Regions from separate parts of the Homo sapiens genome. Here all the other regions are linked to region 1. A link is a contact called in ENCODE Hi-C or POLR2A ChIA-PET data. All regions are on one chromosome and are shown on one strand. Each heading gives the region's core, a stretch centred on a gene start or an enhancer-like site at or near the end of the contact. The rest is flanking DNA. Distances are from core to core; before and after follow the strand shown.

Evidence for each region. Hi-C counts contacts between places; a loop is a spot of excess contacts on that map. ChIA-PET counts read pairs that join two places held with the same protein, here RNA polymerase II (POLR2A). Pooled maps may share reads with other maps.
Region 2: a map with no recorded cell type shows a loop between it and region 1 (31-fold over the local background). The contact joins the promoter of ZSCAN22 here to the promoter of CTU1 in region 1. A Hi-C loop is called at or near these places in 1 of 37 single-sample maps with no recorded cell type and 2 of 50 pooled maps. POLR2A ChIA-PET finds 5 or more read pairs at or near these places in 1 of 52 experiments (WTC11).
Region 3: a pooled map shows a loop between it and region 1 (22-fold over the local background). The contact joins the promoter of ZNF576 here to the promoter of CTU1 in region 1. A Hi-C loop is called at or near these places in 6 of 50 pooled maps.
Region 4: a pooled map shows a loop between it and region 1 (31-fold over the local background). The contact joins the promoter of FBXO46 here to the promoter of CTU1 in region 1. A Hi-C loop is called at or near these places in 3 of 50 pooled maps.
Region 5: a loop to region 1 is called in a pooled map, with 21 times the contacts of the local background. The contact joins the promoter of CLPTM1 here to the promoter of CTU1 in region 1. A Hi-C loop is called at or near these places in 5 of 50 pooled maps.
Region 6: a pooled map shows a loop between it and region 1 (16-fold over the local background). The contact joins the promoter of XRCC1 here to the promoter of CTU1 in region 1. A Hi-C loop is called at or near these places in 3 of 50 pooled maps.
Region 7: a pooled map shows a loop between it and region 1 (32-fold over the local background). The contact joins the promoter of CCDC61 here to the promoter of CTU1 in region 1. A Hi-C loop is called at or near these places in 7 of 50 pooled maps.

Annotation. Positions count from the first base shown.
Region 1 is chr19:51,106,823-51,109,832 of GRCh38, reverse strand. CTU1 (cytosolic thiouridylase subunit 1) reads left to right here and starts at 1,424. Exons shown (of 3, transcript NM_145232.4): 1 at 1,424-1,486. RefSeq lists an enhancer at 1,129-1,458.
Region 2 is chr19:58,325,567-58,328,274 of GRCh38, reverse strand. It overlaps ZSCAN22 (zinc finger and SCAN domain containing 22), which reads right to left and starts at 1,281. Exons shown (of 3, transcript NM_181846.3): 1 at 1,161-1,281. LOC105372480 (a long non-coding RNA gene) reads left to right here and starts at 1,027. Exons shown (of 3, transcript NR_144444.1): 1 at 1,027-1,452. RefSeq lists enhancers at 981-1,310, 654-1,396.
Region 3 is chr19:43,595,307-43,598,006 of GRCh38, reverse strand. It overlaps ZNF576 (zinc finger protein 576), which reads right to left and starts at 1,412. Exons shown (of 3, transcript NM_001145347.2): 1 at 1,264-1,412; 2 at 814-913. The coding sequence starts at 898. IRGQ (immunity related GTPase Q) reads left to right here and starts at 1,873. Exons shown (of 3, transcript NM_001007561.3): 1 at 1,873-2,025; 2 at 2,667-2,700. The coding sequence starts at 2,669. RefSeq lists enhancers at 1,378-1,797, 2,198-2,267, 2,453-2,700.
Region 4 is chr19:45,729,379-45,732,170 of GRCh38, reverse strand. It overlaps FBXO46 (F-box protein 46), which reads left to right and starts at 1,275. Exons shown (of 2, transcript NM_001080469.2): 1 at 1,275-1,322. RefSeq lists enhancers at 948-1,077, 1,168-1,277 and a silencer at 2,126-2,420.
Region 5 is chr19:44,954,082-44,956,916 of GRCh38, reverse strand. CLPTM1 (CLPTM1 regulator of GABA type A receptor forward trafficking) reads right to left here and starts at 1,537. Exons shown (of 14, transcript NM_001294.4): 1 at 1,450-1,537. The coding sequence starts at 1,521. RefSeq lists a silencer at 1,285-1,614.
Region 6 is chr19:43,573,813-43,576,935 of GRCh38, reverse strand. It overlaps XRCC1 (X-ray repair cross complementing 1), which reads left to right and starts at 1,409. Exons shown (of 17, transcript NM_006297.3): 1 at 1,409-1,528; 2 at 1,934-2,026. The coding sequence starts at 1,478. PINLYP (phospholipase A2 inhibitor and LY6/PLAUR domain containing) reads right to left here and starts at 1,135. Exons shown (of 6, transcript NM_001193621.3): 1 at 17-1,135. RefSeq lists enhancers at 1-508, 509-1,035, 1,036-1,195 and a silencer at 1,296-1,455.
Region 7 is chr19:45,993,968-45,996,732 of GRCh38, reverse strand. CCDC61 (coiled-coil domain containing 61) reads right to left here and starts at 1,266. Exons shown (of 14, transcript NM_001267723.2): 1 at 1,229-1,266. RefSeq lists enhancers at 1,149-1,328, 1,719-1,908.

The DNA of each region.
Region 1 (3,010 bases), core at 175-2,674:
GCACAAGGAGACCTCAGGAAATAAATTCAACAAATGAACCAACGCACACAGATGAACAGAACTGGCCCATGATAAGGCTTAAGAGTGACCTCACGGAGCTCATTTAATATGAAAGGAAGGCATCATGGTTTCCTGTTATGGGGGAAAAAAATGGGCTACAGGGTGCATGGGGTTCCTTCTCACGTCATCACCGGCCGTAGACCTACACATCCTGGGGCTCTCTGCACATCTCCACATCTCAGTCTAAGGCTCTGGTGGTCCCTTAATCTAGAGGATTTTTTTTTTTTTTTTGAGACAGAGTCTCACTCTGTGGCCAGGCTGGAGTGCAGTGGCGCGATCTCGGCTCACTGCAACCTCTGCCTTCTGGGTTCAAGCCATTCTCCTGCCTCAGCCTCCCGAGTAGCTGGGACTACAGGCGCGCACCACTACGCCCAGCTAATTTTTGTATTTTTAGTAGAGATGAGGTTTCACCATGTTGGCCAGGATGGTCTCCATCTTTTGACCTCGTGATCCACCCGCCTCGGCCTCCCAAAGTGCTGGGATTACAGGTGTAAGCCACCGCGCCGTCTAGAGGAATTTTGAGCCTCAGTTTTTTCGAGGACCTAGGTTTGGGGACCTGGATCTCAAGGGTCTCAGATATCTGAGTCCTTAAACTCCTTGTGCCCCGGTATTTGAGTCACCGGGGTCTTCAAGACCCTTGGGCCTTGTGGGGAGGGTGGAGGCCTCCAGATCCCTGTGTCTAGGGTGCAGACGGTTGTCTCCAGGTCTACTGGTTCTCTCAGGTGCTTTGGTGCCAGGGGTCTGCGTTTTTAACCCCCTTAGTCTCAAGGGTCTGAGTCTCTGAGCCTCTGGGCTCCTGGGTTAGGTGAGAAGGGTCTTTGGATCCTTCTGTTTAGAGTCTGGGTCTCCAGCACGCGCATCACGACAGCCCCCGCGTGCGCGCGGAGTTCCACTCCAATCCTCGAAGTCTGCTCTACGCATGCGCTATCTGCGCCTTTTACACTAGCGACCAACCCCTGCAGTTCCACCTTCAATTCCCACCCGCAACCCCGCCTCAAAGGGCAGAAATCATAGGCCCTGTAATCCCCTTAAAATCCTATAATAATCCCACAAAATCAGTTAATCAGAATACAACTACTTCGCCCATCCAGCAACCTGCCGGGTGACAGCGCGCTGCCATGACAACAGTACACGCAGCTCCGCCGCTCCCTGCGGCCGCGCGCAGGCGCAGAAAGTAAACGCGGGGGGAGGGGGAGCAGTGTATTTTGGGAGCGGCAGAAAGAGCAATGCAAGTGTTTCTGGGAGTTGTAGGCCAAGCGGGACCCCGGAGCCGTAGGCGCATCCAGCGGAAGTGTCGCATGGGCTTCTGGGAGTTCTAGGCAAGAAAGCCCCAAGACCTTATGGGAGTGGTAGTCTCGGAGTCACTTCCGGGCCAGGCTTCCGCGTGGTGGGCAGTGTGGGCATCCCAGCACTGAGTTCTGCCCGGGTGAGTATTTCCTCCTGCGGTGGGTCGGCATGTGGACTCCGGCTCTTTGTTGCGGTGCCGTGGGAGGGTTGAGGGTCTCTTCGAGCGTAAGGCCTCTGTGATTTCCCAGCGCCCGTGTCCCTGAGGCCTTGTAGCCAGGATTCCCACTTTGAACGCTGCGGTCCGGCCTGTCTCTTACCGGGCCACTCCCTTCCCCAAGACAGGATAAGACCATCTGCTTGCCCCCGCCCCTATGTTACTATCTGCCTGTCCCCGCCCCCATGCCACACATTATCTGTCCTTTTGACAAGGCTGCAATCCAGAGGCATCCCTGGGGTCCGCGGCCTCTCTTCTGGGAGCACTTATTATTCCCTCATCCTACAGATACTTACTGAGCACCGACTCTGCGCAGGGCGGCGGGAGCGAGGGCACCAGACCAACCCTGTCCCTGCCTTGAAGCAGAGAGACAGACCTGTCACCAGTGACAGCTAGTCAGGATCAGGGCAGCTCTGAGGGCCCTGGTGGAGGCGCTCGACTCAGTGACGAGGGTCCATAAAGTCTTTGAGGGAAGACGCTTAACATGCATGTCAAACCTGACGTGGCCAAATGGAATTCCTGGTCTTCTCACCTCACAAAATGGCCCCACCGTCCCTCCAATGCTCAGGCCAGAACCTCAAAGTTACCCTTCATCACTTTCTCTCGTCGTTGCCCCAGTCCCCACTCCAATCAGTCTTATACAAGTCCTGTGGGCTCCACCTTCAAAATAGATCCAAAATTTCACTTCTTCCCACCTCTACTGCCAGCACTCCTGTCTAGTGTGCTGACCTCCAGCCTTCTGTCCTTGTCCCTGACAACCAACAGTCCTCCCCACACAGCAGCCAAACGAATCCCACTTTTTTTATTTGAGACAAGGTCTCACTCTATCACCCACGCTGGAGTGCACTGGTGCGATCATGGCTCACTGCAGCCTTGACCTCCTGGGCTCAAGTGATCCTCCTGCCTTGGCTTCCTGAGTAGCTGGTACTACAGGCCTGTGCCACCAGGTGCAGCTAATTTATTTATTTATTTTTTTAGAGATGGGGTCTCGCTATGTTGACCAGTCTAGGAATCCTTTTAAAACATGCCAGATCATACCACTTTACTGTTCAAAAACCTCCCAAGGCTCCCATCTCCTCCTGAATAAACCTAAAATTCCACATCATGGCCTATGAGGCTCTGCTAACTTGTGCAGCCTTGTCCCCTGCGAGCGTCTCCCTTCCTCAGGACGTGGACCCCCCAGGACTGGGTGACTGTAGATTTAGGGGGTGAGGAGAGATGAGTCCAGGGTGACGTTACGTCCTGTCCTGCAGATGGGCTGGATGAAAGGTGGTGGCTGCTCTCAGAAGAGAGGGAACAGATGGGCAAGAACAGGTTTCTGCCTTTCGAGGAAGAAATAGGTTGTCTGGGCGCTTAGGGTCTGAACATCTTTAAGGTGCCCCAGCCATGTGGAGGACCAGCCAGGAGGGACATCTGAATATCATGATTCAGAGGCGCTCATAAGAATGG
Region 2 (2,708 bases), core at 32-2,531, 7.2 Mb before region 1:
TCTCAGTCAATCAGATATTAACACATATTATCTCAGGTACAGTCTGTCAGCCACAGCCTTCAAAATACCCAGACACAGGAAATATCTCAATGTCACCTATAATCAGTCAAATAAACACAGGCCTGGCCAGGCATGGTGGCTCATGCCTATAATCCCAGCACTTTGGGAGGCCTAGGCAGGTGGATCACCTGAGGTCAGGAGTTCCGGGCCAGCCTAACCAACATGGTGAAAGCCCGTCTCTACCAAAAATACAAAAATTAGCCAAGTGTGGTGGCCGGTGCCTGTAATCCCAGCTACTCGGGAGGCTGACGCAGGATAATCGCTTGAACCCGGGAGATGGAGGTTGCAGTGAGCCGAGATTGCGCCACTGCACTCCAGCCTGGGCAACAGAGCAAGACTCCGTCTCAAAAATAAACACAGGCCCTCGCAGCATTTCCATCACACAGTATTATTCTGATCACAGTCATTCATAATCTTAGTCACCATCTCAAGGACACACAAAGAAAATCAGTCACACTTGAAATCCCACCGTCACACGCTCACCCTCTCACAGTATCTCACAACCCACGTAGGAAGTCTCAAACGGCAACCATCTCTGTCAGTCACACACTCCATGGTTAGTGTTACACTCAACCTATCAGAATCACACACTCCAACCCGTCAGATACACACACCCAAGAGGTGTCAGACACAGAACCGCCTATCAGACACATAAACGGGTCCGCCCCACACCCTCCCAGGCCACTGGTCCTACATTTTATCTGTTATCTGTCCGCCCGCTCCACACTTCGTCCGCCCCACACCCGGTCAATCAGTCCATCCGACACACACTCCGTCAGTCCGACACATTCTCCGTCGGTCCGTCCGGCACTCAGTGTGTCATTCCGCACCACATTCGGTCCGTGAGTCTGTCCACACCGGGTCCGTCAGTCCGTGCACACACGGTCCGTCCACGCCTGGTCCGTCAGTCCGTCACATCCTCTGCGCGTGTGTCCGGCACTCGCAGTCCGTCTACTCACGTCCCCTAGTCAGCCTCTCACTCTCTACCCGCTGGGCGGTACCCCGCATCTCGCTCTGGCCGCCCCAGAGGTTCGCGGCTTCTGGACCTGCTGTGCCCCTCTCCAGCCTGGATCAGGACGGAGAACACCCCCGAAACCCACCTCACCAGCACAGCCGGCGGACCCTTCCGGAGGTGGCCGCAGAGACTAGCCAACTTGCGCGCCCGCCGACCCGGACCACAGCTCCCAGCACACCTCAAGGGCCCACGCCCGCCAGGACTACAATTCCCGGCGTCCTCCGGAAGCTCAAGTGTACCCAGGCGCGGTGCCTGCTGGGAATTGTAGTTGACGTTGGTCAGCACGGAGGCCACAGGATCCCAGCCCGGCCTTTGTGGGACTGAGGTGGCGCTGAGTGGGAGAGCAGCAGGCGATGCGCGAAAGGCGGGACTTGGAGGTGAGGGAAATGTGAAGGCTGAGGGTGAGAGTGCCTGTGTGAGGCTGAGGGTGCCTGTGTGAGGGTGAGGGTGAGGGCGGCTGTGTGAGGGCTGAGGGCTGAGGGTGCCTGTGTGAGAGCTGAGGGTGCCTGTGTGAGGCTGAGGGTGCCTGTGTGAGGCTGAGGGTGAGGGCGGCTGTGTGAGGGCTGAGGGTGCCTGTGTGAGAGCTGAGGGTGCCTGTGTGAGGCTGAGGGTGAGGGCGGCTGTGTGAGGCTGAGGGTGGCTTTGGGAGGGCTGAGGGTGTTTGTGTGAGGGGTGAGGGGTAAGGGTGAGGCAAGAAAATCGGGTCTGGAGGCAGGGAACCTAAGGACTTCCTAGAAGTAAATCAAATGGAAACTGCAGCTATGGTAGGAAATATCCTCTCCATTTATGCAGGGCGTACATGGAGTAAATCACTTTGTAACTTTACTTCGTCCTCTTCATTTACATAGGGCATATACCAAGTAACCAATGGAAACCTCTAGAGGGTATTTAAACCCCAGAAAATTCTGTAACCGGGCTCTTGAGCCCCTATGCTCCGGCCTGCTCCCATACAGTGGAGTGTACTTTCATTTTCAATACATCTCTGCTTTTGTTGCTTCATTCTTTTCTTTGTGCATTTTGTCCAATTATTTGTTCAAGATGCCAAGAACCTGGACACCCTCCACCAGTAACAAGGGTACCTGGGTGAGAGGTGAGGGTGCCCATGTTAGGAGTGAGGGGAGAGGGTGCCTGTCTGAGGGCTTGTGGGTGTGAGTGTCTGTGTAAGTACTGAAGGTGCCTTTGTGAGAGGTGAGCGGTGTGGTTGCCTATGTCAGGGTGTGTATTGAGTGTAGCTATGTGTGGCTCTCTGTGAACACATGTAATCATTTTTATAAATGTGTATCATTTTTTACTGAATTTGAGCTGGGCGTCTGTCTGCATGAGTCACTCTGTGACCAGGTTTGTGGGTTGTTCTGTGTGCTTACTCTGCGTGTGTGTGACCTGTGATTTAATCATCATATGTGATAATCATGCAGCTGTGTTTGCCTGCACCAGGTGTAATTGTGTCTGAGACAGATACTTAGAGGTAATGGGGTGGACCTGACACAGTATAAAGGCCCTAGACTGTGTGTGATGTTGTTACGGTGACTGTGAATGGTAGTGTGATTGTGTGATTCAGTCGATGCCTGGACTGTGTGTGAGAATGTATCTTCTCTGTGTGTGTGTGTATGTGTAAGAGACATTGAGCAGGAGA
Region 3 (2,700 bases), core at 163-2,662, 7.5 Mb after region 1:
AACAATTTTGCTTGAACCTTCCCCAAAATCACCACCCACAAGCCCAAATCCTGTGTCGTTTTTACCATTCTTAGTGAGACACCCCACAGTCCCCCCATGGTCTGTGTTCATTGCAGTGAGAAACCCAACGTGTTCAACTGCAGGTGTGTTCCTGGTAGTCTCTGGCTCAAGGGCATTGAGACTACAGCTCTTGTTACAAATACCTCTCTCTGCCTCAGTTCCCAGTTTAAAGGGCCTATTATTAGAAGGACTCAATGAGATAATGAATGTTAAAATGGTTCATAATATGAGAATAAATACACCTAGCTCATAATAAAACACTGAGCAGGAGGTGTTGCTATTACATGTCAAACTGGCTACCATCATTAACCCCTAGCTTTCCCCTTTGCTGCAGTTAATCCCATACCCACCCTGTGAGGTGGGAAGTACCACCCTCTTTTGACAGTCAAGGAAACCAAGGCCCAAGTTACACTGAAAGTCTAGGGCAGAGTTGGGACCAGAATCTTGGGGTTTCTCTCCCAATAGAACCATTCCCAGCCACATCTCCAACCCAAGCCTCTCCTGGAAGCCACCCTATCCCTCTGAATGCATAAGCATTGCAATCCTGCTTATGTGGCCAGAGGAGGGTGAGTACTCTGGCCACATAAGCTGGTGTGAGGAGATGCACTTCCTGCTAGAGCAGCTCAGGGACCATTACAGCCCCTTCTCAACAGGCAAAACTCTGTGGCGCCTTGGACACCGAAGTGCCACAGAGATCTTAGCATCAGCTCCTGCACCCCACCCTCCTCTAGCCCGCCAGCCATGTGTACTCACAGATGTTGCCTCCTGGGCTCTGGGGACTTCTCTCCTTGGGTGAATCCTGCTGCTTCATGTTCTCTTCAGGGTTCGGGTCCTCCATGGTGCTGGGACCCTTCTAGTCAGGAGAGGAGCGTGCATAAGTGAAGCTGTTCATCTGTTACCAGTCTTAGAGGGCACCCTAAGTCTATGACCTTTGACATCGCCAGAGGCTCTCCTTGCCTGCCTTTGACCCCTACGACATACTATCTCCTTGAACTCTAATTGATGGAGTTCTTGCTAAAAGAAGCTTCAAACCTCCCAAAGGACTGGATTTCCTGGGTTTGGGACTCCCCTAGAGTCTTCTCACTGGTGTGACCTATGACCTGCTGCATCAAACTAACTCCCTGAACTCAGCGTGGAAGCCTTGATCTTTGACACCAGCGTCATCCCAATCTCAAGTGTCTTGGGGCAGGTAGTGATACCCACCCTTTATCCCAGTTCTTCCCGGGAAACATCCTCTGACATCCTGTGATTTTTGTTCCGCCCAGAGCCCCCGCCTCCCACGCGCGCTTGCAGCTGCTATCCCGCTACCCTCAAGCGCTGCCTACAGGTTCCTGCTCCCAGGCCTCAGTTTTCCTCCTTACAGCAGAGGGCTGCCTTTCGCTGCGCCTGTCAGCCGCTGGCTACAGCGCCGCCCCAGAGAGAAGTGGGATAGGGACCACTCAGTCTCAGGGCCCCCGTGGTTTCCGCGCCCTTTTGCCAGATGAGCCTCTCGGAGCCGAGATCCCGGATTTGCCATCCGGCAGTAGTATAGTCGCACCAGCCCGGTCCTCAAAATAACGGGAGGGGTCCTTCTCTGCCCTATGGCGCGTTTGATGACGTTCAGCCTCCCGCGGCTTAGCTAGCTAAGCCTTTTGCGCATGCGTGGGTAGGCTCTCGTGGCGCGCAGGCGCGTTGACTCATTCATTGTTCTAGGCCCTGAGGCCGCCAAAGAGGGGCGTGCACACTTCGGCCGTTCTGCGCAGGCGCGGCGAAGGGCTGGGTCTCTGCTGTCGGCCTTCCAAGACACACCCCCTTGGGAGAGGGAGTGACGTCAGGTTAAAGCTACCGGGACGGGTCCCGGCATCTCTAAATCACCGCTCCCTGGCCTCTTCGGCCTCCGTCCGCCGCGGCCCAGGGGCCGGGCTTCTCAGCTGCTGACCTACTGCCACCGACTGCGCTCTCTCCCGTGGGTCGGCTTTTTGCTCGGTTGGTGATTTGGAAGGGGGAAGGGGAAAGATGAAAATAACAATGTGTCCGAGGGAGGAGGGACTGGAAGCCAGATTTCTGAGGTTTTATTTTTATTTATTTTTCAGAGAGGGTCTTGCTCTGTCGCCTGGGCTGGAGTGCGGTGGTGTGATCACGGCCCACTGCAGCCTCCAAGTCCTGGGCTCAAGCGATCCTCCCGCCGCAGCCTTCCGAGTAGCTGGGGCTACAGGCGCACACCACCATGCCCGGCTAAATTTTATTTTTTATCGAGACGGAGACTCTACCAGAGAGTCCCCCCACATGTTGGCCAGGCTGGTCTCGAATTCCTGGCCTCAAGCGATCCTCCGGCCTCGGCCTCCCAAAGCACTGGGATTACAGGCATGAGCCACCGCGCCTGATTTCAGAGTTTTTGAAGCAGAAAGGGAAACGTTTCCATCTAGAGGGAGGGCGGACAGACAGGACGCCTGGGATTCTGGGGGAATAGGGTCTGGGCTCTGGATTTTTTAGGTCCTGGAGAGTGACACTCAAGAACCGAAGGGGACAGGGTGAAGGACTGAGGCCTGGGTTCCGAGTGGGGCGGCTAGGAAAGGAAAAGGCTAGGTGCTCCCTGACCCAGGTCTTCTCTACCCGTTGCTTTCCAGCCATGCCTCCGCCGCAGGGTGACGTGACCGCCTT
Region 4 (2,792 bases), core at 26-2,525, 5.4 Mb after region 1:
AAGATCTCTGCCCTCCTGGAGCTTCTTCTTCTTCTTCTTCTTTTTTTTTTTTTTGAGACGGAATCTCGCTCTGTCCCCCAGGCTGGAGTGCAGTGGCGCGATCTCGGCTCACTGCAAGCTCCGCCTCCTGGGTTCACGCCATTCTCTTGCCTTAGCCTCCCGAGTAGCTGGGACTACAGGCACCCGCCACCCAGCCCGGCTAATTTTTTGTATTTTTAGTAGAGATGGGGTTTCAGTGTGTTAGCCAGGATGGTCTTGATCTCCTGACCTTGTGATCAGCCCGCCTCGGCCTCCCAAAGTGCTGTGACTACAGGCGTGAGCCACCGCGCCCGGCCTTCTTTTATTTTAAGAGGCAGCAGGGTCTCATTCTGTCGCCCAGGCTGAACTGCATGGAGGGCGGTGGTGTAACACTAGCTCACTGCCTCGAACTCCTGGGCTCGAGCGATGTGGAGCTGCTATTCTATGATGTGGACTAACTCCTAATGTATGGGACTTTCCTTCCTCCTAAGGCTTAATTTTCTCATTTGTAAATCAGGAGGTAAGAAAGGAGGGGACGGGCCGGGCGCGGTGGCTCACGCCTGTAATCCCAGCACTTTGGGAGGCCGAGGCGGGTGGATCATGAGGTCAGGAGTTCAAGACCAGCCTGACCAACATGGTGAAACTCCGTTTTTACTAAAAATACAAAAACTAGCCGGGCGTGGTGGCGGGCTCCTGTAATCCCAGCTACTCAGGAGGCTCAGGCAGGAGAATCGCTTGAACCCAGGAGGCGGAGGTTGCAGTGAGCCGAAATTGCGCCACTGCACTCCAGCCTGGGTGACAGAGCAAGACTCCGTCTCAAAAAAAAAAAAAAAAAGAAGGGGATGGATGGGAAGGAGTTTGGAAAAGCACAAGGAGCTGTTAGCTATTGTGTTGATCGGCACAAATGAATCAATAAATTTGCTCTTCCCCAACTCTCCACCCCTCACCAACACCCTATTGCAATATTCTCAATTCCCTTCCCAAGGGCCTCGGGCAAAAATGGAGCCCTCCTGGCTAGACTCCATCTCCCAGCGCGCCCAGCGGGGAAGCACCCTGCGCTTGCGCTGCCAAGTCCTCCCCGGCTTTGTCTCCCGGGAGTTCGAGTCGTTCTTTTCCTCCGCCCGCCTAATTTGCTTCCTACCCCACCTCCAAGCTTGACCGTGCTGCCTTCTGGGGGATGTAGTCCGTGGCTGCCCGGACTTCAATTCCCAGCGGGCTTCGGGACGAGAACCCGGAAGGGGAGGCTGGAGAGGAGCGAGTGGGGGAAACCCGCGTAGCCGAGGGAGATGCAGCGCGCGGCGATGGTGAGAGCCCAGGCGCGGGCCGGGGGCGCTGGAGAGTCGGGACGGGGGTTCGGGACCGGGTGACGAGGGGGAAGAGGCAGGGGCGAAAGAAGGGGCTGGGTGAGGGGAGATTGCCTGGGGGAGAGGACTGGGAGGAATGGGAGCCGGAGGTAGTAGTAGAAGAATGGTGGCTTGGGGAGGGGTCTTGGAGGTGGGGTGGGAGTGGAGCTTTGGAATTGATTGTAAAGGGGCTCAGAGCTGGGGAAGTGGGCCCCGAGTTGGAGACTGGGCTGGACATCCAGGTAGAGGCCCTGAAGGGGTCGATTTCGATGGGGGCTTAACCTGCGGCGAGGGTATGAGGATCAGGGTTAGGATGAGTGAGGGGGTCTGGAAGCTCCAAGGGACAGGCGAACGGTGGACGCAATGGGTTGGGGCCTCTGGATCGGATTGGGGGCAGGAAGGCAAGTTGAGGAGGTAGGAGGGAGAAATCAGTGGTAGGATAGAGTGTGGGTTTAGGCTCCAGGACTGAGGGTGGGGTAAGGAGCGTGAAATTAGGGGCCTGGATGTAGTGATAATTTCCCTAGTCCCGCCAGAGACTCCCGGTAAGCTGGACAGGCACAGAACTGTAGGATAATACGGCCAGAAAGGGCCATCGAGACAGGCTTTCGCACCCTCACTTCCCCGGTGGAATTTAGAAGAGTGTAATGGTTTATCCCTATGAGAAGTACAGCATTCATATCCCCTATTCTTCCACCCCTTTGTGCCATGGACAAATCTGTGAGCCTCAGTGCCCTTATCTGTAGTATGGGAACAGCAAGCATGCCTCTGAGAACAGGGTTAAAGGGAGTCATTAAAATCGTTACTATTAGTGGGAGAGCTGGGCTGTGAAGTTTCAGTCTCAGAGCTGTTGGTGGGAAGTTCTCCGCCCCCGGAATGTGACTGGGTTACAGGTGCTAATGGATTTCCTCCTTTCCAGTCCAGTCCCAGAGGCGTTTTCTCAAAAGCTGGCACTGATCTGGGCACACACCCCAGCTCAGAAGCATGTAGGGGCTCCCCACTGTGGATTACAGCTAACGCTTATTGTTTTACAAAATGCCTGGCCCTGTCCTTAGCTGTTTGTACACATTAACTCATTTAATTCTGATAACACCCCTGAGGGGTAGGTGCTGTTATTTTCTCCATTTTACAGAAAGGAAGCAGAAGTACAGAGAAATTAAGCAACTTTCCCAAGGCTATCCAGCATTAATTGCTAGACTCAGGATTCCGATCTTGGCAGCCTGGCTCAGAATCTGTGCTTTCAGCACTATAATTTAGTCCTCTCTCCATACTGAAATATACAATGTGATGAGTAGAGACAGCGAACAAAGCAGTCTAGAATATTAGTTCTGCCATTTACTTGCTATATGACCTTAGGCAAGTCTTTTATTTATTTTTATTTATTTATTTAGAGACAGTCTCCCTCTGTCACCCAGGCTGGAGTGCAGTGGTATG
Region 5 (2,835 bases), core at 288-2,787, 6.2 Mb after region 1:
AGCTCGAGAAATCCTAGTCTAGTCTGAAGAAAAGTGTCGGATCGTGCAAGACTGTGATTTATTAAAGAATTTGTACTTTGTCCTAAAGGCAAAGGGGTAACTCTTGATTGTTTTTAAGCAGAGTTGGTACAAGAGAAGATCAGAGTGCCATCTGGAAGCTCAGGGCAATGAGAACAACCTGGGCCCTGGTCTCTCAAGCCACCATCAACCCAATAATCAACAGAAACCCAGAGGGGAAACGACCTCCTTTCAGCAAGACTGGGAAACCCTTGAAGACAGGAACTGAGCCTTCATTCCAGCACTAACTCAACAAACATTTCCTAAGCTGTCCCTGAAGCCAGGCCCTGGCTGAGAATGCTGAAAAGATTCAGAGCAGATACAGTGGGCTCTATCACACAAATTTCATCCATGTGTCCTACCCAAGTGATACCACTTGCTCTTTCTCTGGGCTCCCCCAGTCCCTGACACAGACTTTTGTCACCAACCTAATCATTCAGGATTACAACTGTTTACATGTCAGTCTCCTCTCTTCGTCCCCTGACAGCAGGGATATGGCTGGCCCTCCTGTCCAACCTCTGCATTTAACACGGGAGAGATAAAGGCCTAAAGAGGGAAAGGAACTTGCCCAAGGTCACACAGAGAGTCAGCTTCATTCTCCCCTCTCAACCCGCACTCCTTTCCCCTGAGCTGCCTCCCACATGTCAGTGACATCCCAGTGGGTGGGTCGACAGCACCTTCATGTCTCTCCATCTATTCCCCAAATGCCTGAACGGTAGCTGCCTGAAATGGTATGCTCTGCAGTGTGTTAAGACAGCAGTGGGGCAGAAGTCATCCGCACCAGGACTAATTAACCCATAGAACTATTTTACATTAAAACCACAACCATACCAGTCCCTGTGTCAGCAGTGTCTTGTAACTTCTACATAAAGTTACAAACCTAACCAGGATGACCTTCTAGAAGCGCCTTAGTCTCACTGTTCCTTGAATTCCCGTCTGTAAAATGGGTCTGTCGGCCGTGCCCTGCTAATACTGACTTCCCCACAGCTAGAAAACTCCCAATTAATCACTGCGCACACCTCAAACACTACAACGAGACCTGAACGCCAGACCACTCTAGGAACGGCCTCAGAGCATGGAATCGCGGAGTTGAGAACCCAGCGCGCCAAGGTACAAGCCTGCGCCCCTCCGAGCCACTGTCTCCCCGGATCGAGCAATGAGCCTGGTGGCCGCCCGGCTCGAGCGTGCAGGGGAACCGACCCGCAACAGGGCCCTGTTCCCGGCACCGTCCGGCCTCCCGGGCGGTCCGGCCCTGCCTGGGCCGGGTATTCAAGGTCCCTCTGGCCAAGGAGCCCCCAGTGCACGGGATTCCGTGACAAGAGGTAGGACACGCCCCGTGGGAGGCCCCCCGGCTGGGGAAGAACCCCCTCAGTCCCCTCTCGGCCTCCGTACCTGACCGGAGCTGCCTCCCCCGGCCGCCACCACGGCGCTGCGGGCCCCGTCCGCCTCCTGCGCCGCCGCCATCTTCCCGCTCCGGGTCCCCGCCCCCGCCGCCAGCCCCGCCCCGTCCCCGACTTCGCAGCGCAATCGCGCGAGATTTCACGCTTTCCTAGCCCCGCCGGGCCACCCTATCCGGCAAGAGTGCCGCAGCCACGCCTCTCAGGAAGGCCACTTCCGGCTATGGAAGGACCAACCTGGCCACCGTACTCGTCTTTCTCCCAGCCCGTTTGTTTCCACCTAATAAAAACACTGTATGCTCCGAACTCCAGGACTTTCTCGGCCAGCATGTGCCTCCCGCAAGTTCTGTCCCTTCCGTCCCTTCACATTAACCCGCCTTTTCGGTTATATGAGCCTTTCGGGACATCCTGTCCGCTTCTCCCTGCCGATTCTTCGCGTCCTTTTCGTTCCATGTTTCTTGAGCTTTACCGGCCACTGTACGGCTTCGAACCACGCCCCTCTTTCGTCAGAGGAACCTTTCTGGCCACCGTATTCTGATTCGAAGAACTAGCCTTTTGCCCAGCACCCTTGTCTTCTGACCCCTCTTCCTAAGACAACTCTTTCGTTCAAGTCTCCTGAGCTCATATCCTTTCTGTGTTTTTAGAGTTCCAATTCCAGGGGTCTTACGGCCAACAAACCTCCGATGAGACCCTATGATACACCCCCAAGCCTTCGGACTGCCCTGCCTAGCACGCATGCGCGTTCCCTCAGTGGTCCAAACCTCGCATCCGTGGGCTAGGCTTCACGGGCTCTGAGAATTCCACAATTTTTCATTAGCTGTGTGTCTTCGTACAGCTCTAAACCCGGCCATCTGCTGAGAGACCCTTAGTTTGGAGAGGGTGTTACGGAGGCCCAGAGAGGACAAGACTCTCAGAGGCTGTTAACTGTTCACCCGTGAAATTGGGTGGATGTCTGGCCAGGGTTCTAACCCTTGTGGTGCTACTGACTGGATAAGATATCCTGGACAAGTGACGTCTCTCTCTCTCTTTTTTTTTCTTTTTTAGACGGAGCCTCACTCTCCCCCAGGCTGGAGTGCAATGGCGCGATCTCGGCTCACTGCAACCTCGGCTCACTGCATCCTCGGCCTCCCGAGTAGCTGGGATTACAGGAGCACGCCACCACTCCTGGCTAATTTTTTTTTTTTTTTTGAGACGGAGTCTCGCTCTGTCACCCAGGCTGGAGTGCAGTGGCGCGATCTCGGCTCACTGCAACCTCTGCCTCCCGGATTCAAGCAATTCTCCTGCGTCAGCCTCCCATTTTTTTTTTTTTTTTGTAAGTAGAGACGGAGTTTCACCGTGTTGGCCAGGCTGGTGACAAGTGACATCTATGTTTGAGCCTCAG
Region 6 (3,123 bases), core at 160-2,659, 7.5 Mb after region 1:
CACCCTGTTTTCTCACCTTCCCACGGCCCATTGTTGTTTGTTTGTTTGCTTGAAGACCAAGACGGAGTTGGGCCTCTTGATTCCCAGTGGCTGCAAGAACTGGGATTCCCTCTCCTTCTCTCTCTTCCCCTCTCCTCCCAAGGAAGCACCCAGTGTGGGTAGGGCCCCACCTTGGAGCACCCAGCATGTCCAGGCTGGTCCTGCGGGTGCGGGGTGCCTTGTCTCCCTTCCCCTCTCTTCATGTGCTCGGCTCACACTCCTTGTGTGTTTGGGCTGTCTCCAGCTGCGACCCCACCCAGGGCTGCACCCTTGGGTCTCCAAGGCACCGAATGAACAGAGGGATGTCTGTCGGCAGTCATAGGCGGGCGTAGTAAAAGACAGATGCCCACAGTCCACATATTGGGAAACTGAGGCTTTTGTGGAAGAACTCCAGGATAGGGGTGTGTGTGTGTGTGTGTGGTGGGGGTTGGGCACATGCTTTGTGTTATATTTAGGACGCAGAACCCTTCTCTTTTGGCCTCAGGCATAAGGCTGAAAGAGATCTGCTAATTTTTTTCGCGCGTGCGCGCGCGCGTATGTATGTATATGTGCGTGTGTGTGTGTGTGGCAAGGGGACAGAGAGAAGAGTGCAGCCGCCTGAGCCATTTGAAGAGATCCTGTTGCGTAGAATCCAGGTTCCCTACGAAACTACGAAAATTCACTCAGATTTGCTGTCCTAGCCCAGCGCAGTCGCTCACGCCTGTAGTTCCAGCACTTTGAGAGGCCGAGGCAGGTGGATCGCTTGAGCTGAGGAGTTCGAGACCAGTCTGGGCAACATGGCAAGACCCGCCGCCCTCTCACCCCATGTCTCCACAAAAAATACAAAAATTAGCCGAATGTGGTGGCGCGTGCGTGTAATCCCAGCTACTTAGGAGGCTGAAGTGGGAGGATCCCTTGGCCCCAGGAGACAGGGGTTGCAGAAAGCCGAGATCGTGCCACTGCACTCCATCCTGGGTGAGAGAGCAAGACCCTGTCTCAACAAAAAATTTTTAAAAAATAAAATAAATAATAATACAGCAAAAAGATTTGCTTTCTCGGCTTCAGTGTGGGCGGTAACTCCATCGTGCAATGAGAAAGGCGAATTTCTTCCAGACACCAATCCCGGAGGTCGCTTCTGTTGCTAGGCTCCCAGAAAGCAGGGTTCGGACGTCATTGGGAGGCGAGGCTAGAGCGGGGTTGTGTGTGGCGGAGGGAGGCGGGGCTGGAGGAAACGCTCGTTGCTAAGGAACGCAGCGCTCTTCCCGCTCTGGAGAGGCGCGACTGGGCTTGCGCAGTGTCGACGCCGGCGCCGGCGCGCCGGGGTTTGAAAGGCCCGAGCCTCGCGCGCTTGCGCACTTTAGCCAGCGCAGGGCGCACCCCGCCCCCTCCCACTCTCCCTGCCCCTCGGACCCCATACTCTACCTCATCCTTCTGGCCAGGCGAAGCCCACGACGTTGACATGCCGGAGATCCGCCTCCGCCATGTCGTGTCCTGCAGCAGCCAGGACTCGGTGAGGGACCTGCATGGGGGAGGTTGGAAGACGTGAGGGAATTAATGAGGATAGCTCTTAAAAGAGCTTTTGGGGTTCTCTTGGAAGTCTAAGGAGAGTCATGGGGGGATTTCCAGGAGGCTAAAAGTGAATTGTGGAGAGATGTTGAATTAGGGACGTTCCGGCGTCTAGGGAACTTCCGGAGAGAAAAGGAGGAATAGGGAAGCTTTCTTGGAGAGCCCATAGGTGAACTTCCACGGGAAAGTGTTGTAGGGGAAACTCCAGGCAGAGTGTCGGGGGATTAACGGGAGAGCTTAAATCTGGGGGTCGTAGAGGCCTTGGGAGGACTCAAAGGAATCATCTGAGAGCTGGAGGCCTAGCTGTCATCTCTGTGCCCTAATTCTCCTCTCCCACTGTTGTTTCCAGACTCACTGTGCAGAAAATCTTCTCAAGGCAGACACTTACCGAAAATGGCGGGCAGCCAAGGCAGGCGAGAAGACCATCTCTGTGGTCCTACAGGTGATCCTGCCACCCCACCTCCTCCTCACTAGGAGTCTGGAGTCCGGGGTTCCAGATTCTGCTCCTGAGCCAACTGGCAGTGGGTTTAGTCACTTTCTTTGCTGGGCCTCAGCTTCCTTACTCGGAAAATGGGCAGCATAATCCCTGTGCCCCTCAGCAGAGAGGAAAGGAGACCCAAGGATTAAGTCCAGGATGACCACAGGAATCAGTGTGTGGTCCTGGGCAGGTGGCATCTACTTTCTGGGTTCCAGTTTCCTCAGCTGGAACAAAATGAATCATTGCCACGTACTCTGCCTCCTGCAGCCAGTGGGCTCAGGGCTGGAAGGTGTCCAGGAAGGTCGTCTAAGCCAATCAACTCCACTTTAAAGAAGGGGAAACTGGCCGGATGCCGTGGCTCATGCCTGTAAACCCAGCACTTTCAGAGCCTGAGATGGGAGGATTGCTTGAGCTCAGGAGTTCCAGACCAGCCTGGGCAACATATCAAGACCCTGTCTCTATTTTTATTAAAATAAATAATTTTTTTTAAAGAATAATAGCCAGGTATGGTGGTTCACACCTGTAATCCCATCACTTTGGGAGGCCGAAGCTGGAGTATTGCATGAGCCCAGGAGTTTGAGACCAGCCTGGGCAATACAGTAAGATGTCATCTCTACCAAAATTTTATAGATTAGCTGAGTATGGTGGTGTGCACCTGCAATCCCAGCTACTGGCGAGTCTGAGGTGAGAGAATTGCTTGAGCCCAGGAGATGGAGGCTGCAGTGAGCTGAGATTGTGCCACTGCACTCCAGCCTGGGCACCAGAGTGAGACCCCCAAAATATAAAAAATAAAATAATAATAATGAGAGCTGGCATTATTCAACGTTACCTGTCAGTCGCTGCTCTACACACCTCACTCACATGGATTAGCTCATTGAGTCCTCATAAAAAACCCCAAGAGGCAGGCTCTGTTATCCCCACTTTTACAGATGAGGAAACTGAGGCCCAAAGAAGTTATACAATTTGCCTGACAGTCAATCTTTTATTTATCTGTTGAGACAGAGTCTCACTCTGTTCCCAGGCTGTAGTGCAGTGGCATGATCTTGGCTTGGCTCACTGCA
Region 7 (2,765 bases), core at 17-2,516, 5.1 Mb after region 1:
GACAAAAGGGAGAAGTGAAGAAGACTCCAAGCTAGCCAGGCACGGTGGCTCACGCCTGTAATCCCAACACTTTGGGAGGCTGAGGCGGGTGGATCACCTGAGGTCACGAGTTCAAGACCAACCTGGCCAACATAGTGAAACCCCTTCTCTACTAAAAATACAAACAATTAGCTGGGTGTGGTGGCGGGCGCCTGTAATTCCCTTGAATCTGGGAAGTGGAGGTTTCAGTGAGCCAAGATCGCGCCATTGCACTCCAGCCTGGGCTACAAGAGCGAAACTCTGTCTCAAAAAAAAAAAAAAAAGAACACTCCAAGCTTCTTGATCTTAGTACCTGGCAGGATGAATGTCCCATCAACTGGGTTTGGAGGTTGAAAGGAAGAAATCGCAAGATTGGTTTGGGACAAGTTTATGTCTGAATGTCAGATGAACTTCCAAAGAGAGAAGAGTCGGCCATGATATGAGTCTGGAGTTCAGGGCAGAGATCCAGGCTGGAAATACACACGTGGGAGTTCTCATTAGATAAAGAGGGTGAAGCTAGCCAATGGTATAGACAGAGATGATGTCATTCTACTGATGATGAAGCTGAGGCACAGAAGGGTTAAACAACTGGCCCAAAGCCACAGTAATGATCAGTGGCAGAGCCAGGATTCAAATTCGGGATTCAACCCGACGCCAGAGCCCACATTCTTAACCATCAGTAGAGTAAGTTTAAGAGTTAATTCACCTAAAACACTTGGCAGGTGCACAGCACATAGCAAACGCCACAGGCATAATAGGGCTTCACATCTCTTTAAAGTACATGCTCATCCCTGGAGGTCTCCTTCCCTCCCTTCCTCAATATTGCTTCTTCCCACGACTTTCACCCAAATCAAAGCTTGTAAAGCATAGTGCGCTGTAATAACCCTCTGCCTTAAAACCTCCTACTAAATCGCCACGCTGCATTCCAAGGACGTCTCTATATTTTACCATCTGCTGTCTCCTGCTTTACAACTTTCCCCATTGAAGACCCTCCTGCGATATACAGATCACCCCCAACTCACATGCTGCGCTCAGCCTCACAACCCCTCAATCAAGCGCCTACCCTTGTTAAAGGGCACCCTCCCTCCCGATTCCTACAAGGCCAGGTCAGCTGCCCACCGCAGCCCACTCTCCCCCGAGAGAAGCCCCTTCCCCTCCACCTAAGACCTCCACCACGGCCCGCGCAACCGCCACTCCCGCGGCCTCTCACCTTCTCCACTAGCAACCCTCCTCGCGAGCGGTTCAACTGACGAAGCTCCAGCCCCGCCCCAGGATCCGGCGTTCTCGCTTCTGATTGGTCACAGCTTACCAGCAGCCAAGTTTCCATTAGCCAAAAGAGACGCCCATCACTCTGTCCCTCCCCCAGAGGAGAACCCGCCCTCCAAAACTTCCAATTGGCTAACTAAGAAGAGGCTGTCCCAAATGGGTTGGGGGAGGCACCTAACGTCGGGCTCTTCTCTAATCACTACTGGCTAATAATGCTGCCAGTCATACAAAAAGGTTGTTCCCCAGAGTGGAAGGGAAAGAATCCCGGAAGTAGCCCCTTGACTCCACCTATTACCCCCTGCGGGAGGGTAGGCCGCGCCCACGTGGTGGGGAGGGCCTGGAAGGGAGAGCCGGGTGTGCATGCGCATGGGGAGATAGTGGCCGCGGCTCCGGAAACTGGGGAGTGGTCTCAGCATAAAGACAGGTTGAGATTTGTCATCGCTTGGTGCATTCCAAACCTGCACTAAGCATTTTGCAGGACTTGGCTTATTTAAACTTTATAACAGCCCTGCAAAGTTATTATGATTTCCATTTTACCACTAAGAAAACAGTCTCAGAGAGGTATAGCCACTAGCCCGGGTTCACACGGCTTTTGAACGACCCATATTTTAAACCGATCAGTCATGAACTGGAAGGATCCAGCTAAAGGAATTGAGCGCGGGGATGGGGGAGGAGGGACCTCTTTAAGAAAGGAAAATAAAGTTTAAAGAAAAAAAAAAACTGACATGAAAGTTTACTTAGAATATGAAATAATAACAAATTACATATTTAAAAGAGCCAAATACCACAAACATTGCAAAATCCCAAAGGATAACGTAATGTTTTTATTAATTTTCTGCCTGACACACCTCTGTGATGTTTCCTACTTTTTCAGCTGCATGTTTCACAATATCCTTGTCTACAAAGAGAAAAGTAAGTTATCTTTCCTCTAGCGTGGTTGATGGAACTTTTTAAAAATTCATTATAATTTAGAACAAGTTTCAGCTTCACAAATCAGTATTGGTGATGTTATTGAAGTCTTTTGGAAATCTAGAAAAACTTCTGGCCAGGCGCGGTGGCTCACACCTGTAATCCCAGCACTTTGGGAATCACGAGGTCAGGAGTTCGAGACCAGCCTGAACCACCTGGTGAAACCCTGTCTCTACTAAAAATATAAAAAATTAGCTGGGCGCAGTAGCGGACGCCTGTAATCCCAGCTACTCAGGAGGCTGAGGCAGGAGAATCACTTGAACTCGGGAGGCGGAGGTTGCAGTGAGCCAAGATCGTGCCACTGCACGCCAGCCTGGGCAACAGAGTGAGATGCCACCTCCAAAAAAAAAAAAAGAAAAACTTTCATAAAGTTTCATTCACATGTTAACTATGTTTTGGAAAATGTTTCCACAGACTAACTTCTGGCTCAATACTTTCAATTTTTTGTTTGTTGGTTTCTTTGTTTGCTGAGACAGGGTCTCGCTTCATCGCTGGGCTGGAGTGCAGTGGCA